2 separate regions of the Mus musculus genome follow, and region 2 is linked to region 1. The links are chromatin loops, found by intact Hi-C in ENCODE. Cell type or tissue: left cerebral cortex. All regions are shown on one strand. Each heading gives the region's core, and the rest is flanking DNA. Links, peaks and the distances in the headings are about the cores only.

The links. Hi-C counts contacts between places; a loop is a spot of excess contacts. Peaks named below come from ENCODE experiments on the same cell type or tissue, not always from the same donor. Only the 100,000 strongest peaks of a DNase experiment are listed, where the experiment ranks them.
Region 2: a loop joins it to region 1, with 3 times the contacts of the local background. A loop is called at or near these places in 5 of 42 quality-filtered maps.

The regions. Positions count from the first base shown.
Region 1 is chr16:43,537,033-43,542,416 of GRCm38, reverse strand. The region is part of intron 5 of Zbtb20 (zinc finger and BTB domain containing 20); the gene reads right to left. Among named protein-coding and RNA genes, the nearest start is that of Mir568, 100 kb to the left of the region's middle. In left cerebral cortex, for the core only: a CTCF peak has its summit at 2,152 (motif pointing left); DNase peaks (open chromatin) are centred at 2,119 and 2,418; H3K27ac peaks cover 2,445 bases.
Region 2 is chr16:43,590,131-43,595,514 of GRCm38, reverse strand. All of the region lies in intron 9 of Zbtb20 (zinc finger and BTB domain containing 20), which reads right to left. Among named protein-coding and RNA genes, the nearest start is that of Mir568, 48 kb to the left of the region's middle. In left cerebral cortex, for the core only: a CTCF peak has its summit at 2,498; DNase peaks (open chromatin) are centred at 2,509 and 4,714; H3K27ac peaks cover 624 bases.

The DNA.
Region 1 (5,384 bases), core at 52-5,051:
TCCTCACTGCACACAATCAGGTCCTCTTTTCAGGGGGTTATAAGTCAACCATCAAAATACCAAAATATGCTTTGGTTTGAAACTTGGTGTACAGAGACTCAAGCCTAGGAATGACTGTGGTTTACTTCCAAATTTAAGAAAATATTGAATTTTGTAGGTTATTTATTTACTGTTTTCAAATATGTTTGAAGAGTCGTTTAAACTTTCCATAGGAAAGTGTACAAAAAAAGGCATGCCACTTTATTACCTTTGGCCATTCATTTTGAATTTCAGCACATCAATGGAAGAACTAAATGATGGAGCAAACATTTATTTATTTTATTTTCTTACCAAATACAGATGTTCTGTCCACTTGGGTCCTCATCAGTGCTCAGAATGTTGGTGTGTTGTAACATAATGAAATAAAGGCGCTAACGTCTTTGTTTTGTTCTTTTCAGTGGTGTGCAGAATGGAGTAATGAGTTCGTGTTTTGGGTCCTGTATAACTCAAGAACTCATTTCAACTTAAATAAATTAAGTAAGCAATTAGTTCATAATATGGCCTAATCACCTCTGGTATTTTGAAACAAACAAAAACACAAAAATGGCTGTTGTACATTTGCACTTAATTACTTCCATATAAAATACTCCTGTGGATTTCATTACAGGTGACACAAATTTTGGATGTAAGCTTTGTTTGTGATAGGAAGTCTGGACTATTGTTGTATAGATTCCCATGAAGATTCTGTATCCTTCCCTTCTCTTTTCCTACAGAGAGTCAGCCTATCCAGCACATTCTTACCCTCCTAATTGGCAAAAGAAAGGCCTTTAAAGACCCTGGAGAATAGGCTATGTTCTACATTGGCTCAAAGGATGTGAAAGAGCACTGAGAGGTATGTATCATTCCTAGAACTTCTGCAACATTTCATTCTGCACTTGGAGGCAGAACACTCTCACCCGTGGACATGTCTACTTGGGATGTCCTTGGCCATCAGGACAGCCTTATGGAAATGTATCTGAGAAAAAGACCCAACAGAGCAAATAACTTTGCTCTGTCTCTAATGTAAATGGGGAAACCTTGTAGTAACAGTGTAACTGTGAGTTCTAGCCTTAAAGGGATTTTCTTGGCTTGGATTTTTTTCCTACCCTCTCCTTCAGATACATATGATCGAAGTATATGTAAAAGACCAGTGGTGCAAACTCAAAGTACTGCATGTGATCTTGGGTTACTTTCCCATCATGCAATGTGTGTAGCGGCACTGGGACTGAACCCAGTGAGTCGATGATTAAAAAAAACGAAAAGCAGACTACGGAACATTGTTGGTGGGATTTACAAACCATATCCTCTGTTTCATAAGTAGGTATAAAGAACCCCAAAATTGGTTCTAAACTTCTAGGCTAATCTGATCTATCGGCCAAAGGATCAGCTTTCACTGGTGAGAACCCAGGTCGTCTCCTTGGCATGAGCTCACCGCCAGGTCAGCCAGAGAGCTTACAGTTTTTCAGGTGATGTTAGATGTCACCATGCAATACTAGCACTCTGGATTTCAATACAGAAAATCCAAGTTCAACTAAACTTTTTCCTGTTATGACAGTTTTATGAATGTCACTCCTTTTAGAACTTAGGCCAACATCTTCTTCTGATGTTTGGTTTGGACGAGCTTCTTCTGTAGCTTGGAGTCATGCAAATCCTTCAGCCGCAGCCTTGCAATGCTCGCCAGCTGTGGACATCCCTCAACTAAGTATGTCTTCCACACAATGGATACTCAGGAAACATCTTTTGCGGAATGGAACTAGCTTTGCTGTAAGGGAAAATGGAGTATGCAACAGAGGTCTAAATGAACTTGAAGGAAGACTAATAGATCTTGAGTGTGTGTTTGTAAAAAAAAACAGGCATGTAAAACAAGTGGGTTTTGATATAGCTTCCCAAGGGAAGTAGTAGAAGTTTCATTACTCAGGGCATTTTAAACTAGAATAGACAAAACACTAGAGGGATATGTTGAAATATGCGTAGTCTGTCTGTGAATTAGTGTTTACTTTCAATATAATTATAAGTGAAGCAACACTGCAATGGGAATTTTTCATACACATGAAAGCTATGGCTACTATGTTTCCACGTCGACCATATGTTGCACATATTGGTTGGAGTGGCTGTGTATCCCTACTGCCCTCTAGTGGATAACATGTAAGGCCTACCTGATTAGCTGATCTAAGGAGCTACTGCAGTTTGGGGGTATATCAATCCTTAATCATTTAGGGTAGAAAGAAAATAGCTGTGTTGATGCATTTTCCATCAAATTATAAAATTGAAGGGCATTAAAAACAACAGAGTCTAACTCTGTAATTAAGACTGCCATTTAATGTTTGTTCGCACACGGTATTCATTTCTGTGTGTCCCTGCCAAAGACCCATTGTGTAATGTTGTCCTCACATGACATTAAAAACACCAGTTCCCTGGAAAATGTGAAAAAGCAACTGTGCTGCCTTGAAATACATGGGGCTTACTTTTGGAAACAGAAAATTAATACGGATGCAGGAAGATAACTTGGAACACAAATAATGGCTCGAAGAAACTTGAAAATCAGTCCTGCTCCTTAAATTCGAGCAAGCCCATCGGTCGGCGGCGCTGGATGGGGGTGTTGGCTGTTACTCAGAAGTGGGCTGGCAGACCGGCTTCAGCACAGGGACCCTGCTCGGAGGGAAGGCTGAGTAAACATGCTTTCAGAGTACTGGGGCAGGAAAGGGAAATCCAAACCCACGCTTGGTACTTCAGCCTGCACTTAAGGCTCTCACATTTGGGGGTTTGTATGGCACAGAATCCAGAGGCCTCACCTCCAGTGACGAGGGAGTCAGACATGCAGAGTCATTTAGCATTTTGTCATTATGACACAGGGTGGATGGGAAGGCAGTTCTCTTTGTATCTTATTAATATTTTCCCCCAAATGATTTACAGTCTAGTCACTATTTTTAGCCCCATATTTAACATGTTAAAGAAGTCTCCCAAAATCCTAAGAGAAAACAAACAACCGATAAACCGGGCAGAACGAATACGATCCACACGACAAGGTGCACATCCTGTGCCTCCTGAATGCTGCAAACCATTGGCTCTTTCCACAAATATGCAGAAAGAAATGGTCGAAATGGACTGACTCTTTAAATGTCAGGAATTATTAGAAGCTGGTGATGTGTGAGTGGCTGCACATCTCAGGGGAGAGCATCTACCCAGGCACATACCCGCTGAGCAAGAGACCACCTTCCCAGTCTGTGATTTGGTAAAAAAGCAATGGTTCGGCATATCCAAAGCAGAGACTAAGGATTCCTGGGTCACTGCAAAGAAACCAGGGCCAGCAAGATGACTCAGTCGGTAAAGGTGTCCACTGCCGATCATGACAACCAGAGTTTGACCCCAGAACCTACACAATAGGAGAGAACCAACACCCTACAAGTTTTCCTCTGACTTCCACATGCATACCATGGCTAACATTCACCCACACGCATACACACATGCACGTGTAAGTACACACTCATATACAGTGAATGAATAAATGTAAAAAATCCAAAAGAGAAGAAAACAACAGACTAAGAAAATGGTATAGCACAGCCTAAGATACTATGACCCAATAAGGGTTCTAAGTGCTCTCTCTTCTTCTCAGTCAGATTTCCTGTTCAGTTATTGGTGGCTCTACAGTGAGATGAATGGAAGTCCCATGAGAGCTGAGGGTAAACACTGTTAAGATAACTGATAAGCCTGCGAGCAGGGGGACATTTTGGAGTTCTCCTTGGTGTTCAACGCAGGGAAATCAGTGCTGCATTTTAAATAGGAATCTTCTCTTCATTCTAACTGTAGTCAGGGTGGAACTGTGTGCTGCTACATTCACACAGGCAGCCCATTGGAGCCAAATAGGACTAACTCAGAATAAAAAGGTGTCCCTCCACCTGTGTCCATGGGGTCAGGAGAGAATGCCTGACCAGGAGAATGATGTCTCTTTGACCTTCCTCTATTACTTCTCTGGTGTTTAAAAAAAGTCACAGCCCTCTAGAGAAGAACACCTAGACTTTTGTATGAGAAGAGTCTGTACATTGCAGCCGTGGGATCTCTGGGGCAAGGAGATGGCTCAGGGCATCAACAAGAAAGACAATAAGCAAAAAACATCTTCCAAAGCAAGTCCCATTAGAGCAGATTGCAAATAGATCTTTGTTTTCTACTGGGTTCTGGCTTTTTCTTGGGGTGTGGGTGTGGGGGTTCTGGCTTTCATGGGGTGAAATATCACTGTTAGAGCCTGAAGATGCTTAGCTATGAATGACTCTCCCTTTCTGTCCGGTAGAAGACTGAATGAAAGAACCAGAACAAGGAGGAACAAGCTTCTCACAAGCACAGTGGCCCAGCACCAACTCTCCCTGCGTCAAAGCGTCTCTCACTTGATTGTCAGTGAGACGGCAATCATGCAAAGGGAACCTGATTGCCCGGTACTTACTTTCCAATCAATTTTTACAGTCTCTCAATTTTTCATTTTCATTTTTTATTTTCTTATATCCACACGAAAGTTTACCAAGAGTAGACAGTAAGTTGGAGTCTAGACATTTGCCAGCTCAAGACACATGCTCACCAAATGGTGAAGTCCTCACTCAAAACCCCAGCAACACAAGAGGAGCTCTGTCTGCCCAGCAGCCTTTCAGAGGCATTAAGGGCAAGAGAGAAGGTAAGTAATTCACTATGCGTCCCCATTTCTATAATGGGGAAGGACGTCTTGATACATTTACAATACTCCTCTGGGGATATTTCATCAGTTATACCTAAACTCTAATGGACAATAATTGATTTGAACTTTCCACTTAGCACAGAGCTGTAAACAGCCTCACTGCAGACGGCAGCAATGAGCTGACGGTTTGTAAAGTGGAGAGAGATTCAGAAAAGTTTGTACTGGGTCAAGCTGTAGCCTAACAGCTTTTGTATCCAGGGAAGAAACAGTTTGTCCTCCTGGTTTTAATAGCTAGGCTAATAGAGTTTCAAGCCTGCAGTAGGTCTAGGTTATCTTTTGAAGGCATTCCATCCCAACCCCTCACTATTATGACCGTTTATAACCCAGTCATAAAAATGCACTCCTGATCAAGGCACACATCGGGCCACAGTCGGAACGCAACTCTCTGAATGCTAATTTCTTGGAGAAGAAAAAAATAAGACGTAAAAGTCACTTTAAAACATGTGTGTGTGTGTGTGTGTGTGTGTGTGTGTGTGTGTGTGTGTGTGTGTGTTAAAATCTCGTTGAGTCTGGTAGAATATTGTCTCAGGGAAAATACTTCTGTCTTCTAAAGCCCACCATCTTGCTGACATAGCCTGCTTTTAGCCTTCTTTGTTTTGGCCCAATCTTAGCGTACATTTTTGGAGTGGCTGAGGCCCACTGTACA
Region 2 (5,384 bases), core at 63-5,062, 53 kb before region 1:
TTTGTGTAGGCCACCTTAAGACAGTAAGTAGCTACAACTCAGATGCCCACTTGTGGTGACCCATTATAGAATCAGCTTCATGCACATTATAGACTTGCATTTAAATGGCCATATCTTGTTCAGTAACAAAATCTAATGAGTATATTAGATTATGTATGGAGTATGGAACAAGTGTCTTCAAATGTAAAAATCTAAAATAAAATTAAAACGAACAGGTAGGTTCCTTTCTTGTGCTAAGAAGATGATGCTAAGCTAGTGCAGAAGTGTTGACAGAGTTCAAAAGCTCCAGGAAGCGCTGCTGACCAAATGGAGCAGAAAGCACACTTCACAGTTGTGCTCATAAGGAGAAGTTTGCTTTAATATTATTCTATCTCCATACCCTGTTCTGTAGTGCTATAATATTTACAATAGTATTCATGGATTGGAGTAGAAGGACCGAGCTCTATGACGCCTTACCTGTGTTCTTACAGTCTTGTCTCATGTCTGTCAGGTTGGTTTAATTTGATTCTCATTGTATTCTCAAACAGAATCTTTGAACTGATTCAAGAGCCTGGTCATTTTGCAGATTTCCACCTATATGGTATTCATTACTCACTTGGGGGCTAGGATGGAAGCTTGCTGTTGGTGGAGTCTAGGGCGTGCTAGACCAGCTAAGTACCACTGTGCCATGGTCTCCCGACTGCACTCACTCCACATTCTCTCCTTCTGCTCATCTTACAAAAGTTCTCAAGTCACTGGGCTTTTCCACTCACCAAACCTTACAAACCTTCCCTGAAACTTATTTACAACTCTCCTTTCTCTGGGACACTTCACATGATTACTAGGGTTTATGCTGAGTTCTTCCTTTTCCTGCTTTCCACTGGTTTGGAGGTATAAGTAGAATTATTAAATTTTCGTTTGTTGTTATAGAATGAGAAGGCGTTTATAAGAGAGTCCCATTTCTCCTCCTCCTGTAGATCAGAAGCATTGAGTGTTTGTATATGGACATGGGCTCCCTCATCCAAAAGAGCTGTGGTTTCAGAGTTTATTAATCCCTACAAGGAAGGGTTTTCATTCTCAATTTGGTCTTCTAAAGGGAACTAATTAGGACTCTTTCTAGGATATGAAGGGGGGAGTCTGATGCTTTGAAGTCAGATTGAGGTAATATTACTGAGAAGAAAAATCATCATCTTCCTTTAAAATATTAAAGGTAAGCAAGCGATGGCTCATTTCTGTGGTCACAGCATCCTGGAGGCTGAGGTGGGAGACTTGTCAGTCCAAGGTATGTGGTAAGACCCTATCTCAGCAAAGGCTCTCACAGACAAAACAAAAGAGAACTGAAACAAGTCAACTTGCACATAAGCCTTTGTGGAAAATGTCTTTGCATATTTTGGGGGGCTAGACATAAAGGGACACTAACTGTTCTGAGAGAAAGAGTGATCCGAGGGACTCAGGCTCCATGTTGAGGGCATCTATAACCACAGAGAGTGGAGTAGTTCCTAGAAGCCAAAAGGATCAGAGAGTCAAGCAATGCCAACTACAAAGCTCACTATGGACCAAGGATGTGACCCCTTCCCTAGATTTCCCATGTCTTGTACAAATCTGGGGAGGGGAAGACAGTCTTGAGACTTCATTAGGTTTCTATATAAACTGGTCACCCAGGAGTCTTAGGTTTAATTTTCTTAAGAAAAACAAGGAAATGGTTCACATATTTGAATGTTTAAGAATATAGCTGTACTTTACACACATACTAGATAGTTTATAATGACAGTAAGTTAATGCCTTCCCCATTTTCCCTTGTGCCTGTCTTACAGCCATAAGACAGCTCTACCTTACCTACTGCAAATACAAGTACAACTCTAACTGTAACTGAAAGAACACAGGTTGCTAACTGGATCCCTGACACTGTCCCACACATTCCCCCAAAGGGGTAGGTGTTCTCTTTGGTTACTTCTCCATAACAGACACTGTACAGACACTGCTGAGAATAAGTGGAGCTCAGGGCTCATTTGCTCTGAGGTGAGCCTACCCGTTGTTCCAGGAGGTCCTTCTAGTCCCTGGTGGCCCACATCTGTTCTTCCTCTTGGGTTTTGTTTTTAATTTCCTTACTCTCTCATTAGTTAATAACCATGGCTCTGTCTTCACCATGAACTTATGGTTTATGAACTTACCTCACTTCTTTTAAACCACACTCATCTGTTTATTATTTCTGATCTCTGTTAAGTTATTCTCAACTTCCTGACTTCATCTGTCCTAAGAAATATTCTACTAGGCCCTTCTGCCACTGACGATTCAGTGGATGCCAAAGATGGCGAGCCACGTTTATATGAAAGGGAAAGAGACACCTAGTCTGGAAAGTGAGGTAGAAAATTATCAGGCTCCACTCTTGCCTGACCCAGGGAAACCAGTGCTTGGTAGTAGATGCTAGAAGCTATCTATCAATGGGTGCTGACAACAGCTCTTTATATTTATGTTAACAGTGTCGGGGATTGTTTAGAATATTTTCACTTGCTGGCCACTGGGTGTCCTCATTTACAAAGTAAATATGCAACATTTAGTGCAGGTCACCAGGGAGAATAAAAGCCACTAGTCTTCTCTTTGGCTTTTCACATACTGGGTCTAAATTTATTGCTAAACTCACAACCAGGTTGTATATTAGTAATGTTTAAAAGTTTTCAGGTCAAACTGTTAAAAGTTTTTAAACCAAAAACAAGTTATTCAGTGTCCAGACAGGAATTTAAAAGGCTGTTTCTTCACAGAAGGGACTGTGATGCAGCCATTAGAATGAGCCCTTATTCCTCTGAAAACTGGCATGAGACTGTGACTATCTGCAGAGATCCAGCATAGAGAAGCAGAGAAGATCTTAATTTATTCTCAAAAAGAGAGAGAGAAAATACCAAATATCTCTATGGGATATTTGTTAGATTCTTCTTCTTTTTTTTATCTTGACTTTTCTGAAAAGTAATTAAAAATAATAATGAGAAAGATAAAATATGTCCTTTGTCTGAGAAGCCCAAAATAATGTAAAAAATAGCACAACGTGCTGGGTCAGCATCATGACTATTAATCATTTCACATTTGAAGCCAGAGAACAGAGTCGGGCCTTTGTGGACCAGTTATTTCATCTATAAATGAAGATGTTTATGCTCCATGGGGTTGTCTTGGGAGAAGCCAAGCAGAGTCCTAAGGCACACTGGGCTCCTGGGATGAGAGACTGCATATGAGAGGGGCTGAGGACATTAATAACATTCTGTGGTTGCATCACAGCTGTGGATGACTTCGCTCTGATGGCAGATACGAATCAAGGCCAAAGCTTGTACAGCCAACAAATATTTCCTGGCTTGGTCATTCTAGGGCTCTGAGGTCGACATGCTCTTGCAACCACTTTCTATGCGTGCTGATCTGATTTTCTGCTTTTCCACAACTCTCCCTGTCTCCTCACTTTGCTTATAGTAATGAAGGAATTCTTTCCTTTTCACGCCAGAAAATATTTCTGCCCTACAATCCTGCTAACTCCTCAAAGTGGAGACAGAGCTACTATTAAGAGTAGAAGGGGACTTGCCTTCAAATGTCATACTTGGCTAATTAGCTAATCTTTCTCAAAAGTAAACTTCGCTGGGATAATTTTTTCACTAGTGTACATCTCTGCTTAATTATTATTCTTTGGCATGTCATTTTGGTATATAAATTATCAACATGATCCTGTGCCATAACTGGTAATTTATACAGATAATATCAGGGAAAGAGGAAGCTCTCTGAGCTATTCACTGCTTTTCAGAGATAGATGGTCTTGCCTTTGCTGGCTTTGCTTACCAGGGTTTTTGCTTGTAAAAGACCACCCACTCCTGCTGCCAGGACAGCAATCTATGGCTCTTAATCAATAGTTAAGTGCACAACAATGCACAATAGCTGGGTCACTCTCATCCTGTGACTGTACAAAAGCTTCACAATGCCTTTGCAGTAGATGGAGAAGTCTCCACTTTAGTTTAAAGATCTTTAAGTTCCTAGGATTGAGACTATTTTCCAAGTCTTTAATTAGTAGAGTCATGTTTGAACTACTGTAACCTCGAAGACACATATCTGCAGAGTCCTTCTGATCATATTTTACCCTAAGAGCTTTCCCACTTTGGCTTCCTTGGTTTGCTCCTCTAATTTCACTTTCAAAACTTCTTGAGGCTCAGTGGCTGAACACTACACAGCATGGGCCTTATCTGATGTGCCGGCGCCTGGTGTGGCCTAAGACACACTGGTGTTTTGTTCTTACAGTACGGAACTGATGTTCTGAAACCTAGACTCCAACACAAAGCAGATCATTAGCTCATTTAAGTGTCTCTTTCTTTCCTCCCAGCCTCCTCCTACCCACCCCAATACTTCCTTAGTCTTATGTACTGGCAGCAGATGGCAACCATATTCCAAAGCTGAGTATATACAAAATCATGCCATGGAGAACAGAGTGGCTTCAAAGTTAGCCTTTCTATTCAAGTGGGATGGCAGAGACTTCTGGAACAGGGGACTCATCTCTCGTTCACTTAATCCTCTATTCATTCAGCCAGGAATTTGTTTTCTTACACATCTTTCTACTGTCCAGCCAGTTGAAGGAGGGTGGGTGTGAAGCAACTCTCTTGAGGGCCCCTCCAGCAGGAGGGCCCTAAGATTCTATGCCAAGCTCTTATTTCCCTGGGCCAGCTCTGCCTGCTGCGGATCCAATCATGCCATTCCCAGGGGAGGAGCTCTGGAGCATTGTGTGTGGGGGCTGGATTTCTCAAGAACCATCTCCTTGCTATACTAACAGTCATATGCTGCCTTCGCCAGACAAAGACTGGACCTGGGAAGATGATGAGACAAGAAAGAATGGTTGGGGCTGCACAAAACTGTACCCCATTTGACAGTGATGGAAAGCAGAAGTGGGAGATCTTTCCTTTTAGTTATTGCAAGGTTTTCTAGAGCTTTCACCCAATCATCTGTTTGAGCATCTTGTGAAGAACATCTATTTTCATATCTATGAACAAACAGGCACCAGATTATATTACAAAGTTGACCTTAACCCTGCCATATTGCTATTAAAATCAAAACATGTAGCGGTCTATGATCAAGAGAAAGCACTCTGTTTTCCCAGCATACAAACCTGAGGGTATCTGGGATGCACTTTGTTATGTAGGTCTGCTGAGTGGAAAAATTCAATTCAATATTATAACCCTGCAATATGCTCAGTAGTACAGTTCCCTGAGCTGCCCTATCTCCTTCAGTCATCCATTCTGCAAACACTGGCTGAACACCTACTATGGCTAAGCACTTTACTGGATCCAAGAGATGAGGAAATGGACAACAGCAGAGTTTGCCTGGATAAAACAGGCATTCAACATTTTAGCTGGGGCTGACCATTCAGCGGCACAGCAACTGCCTAG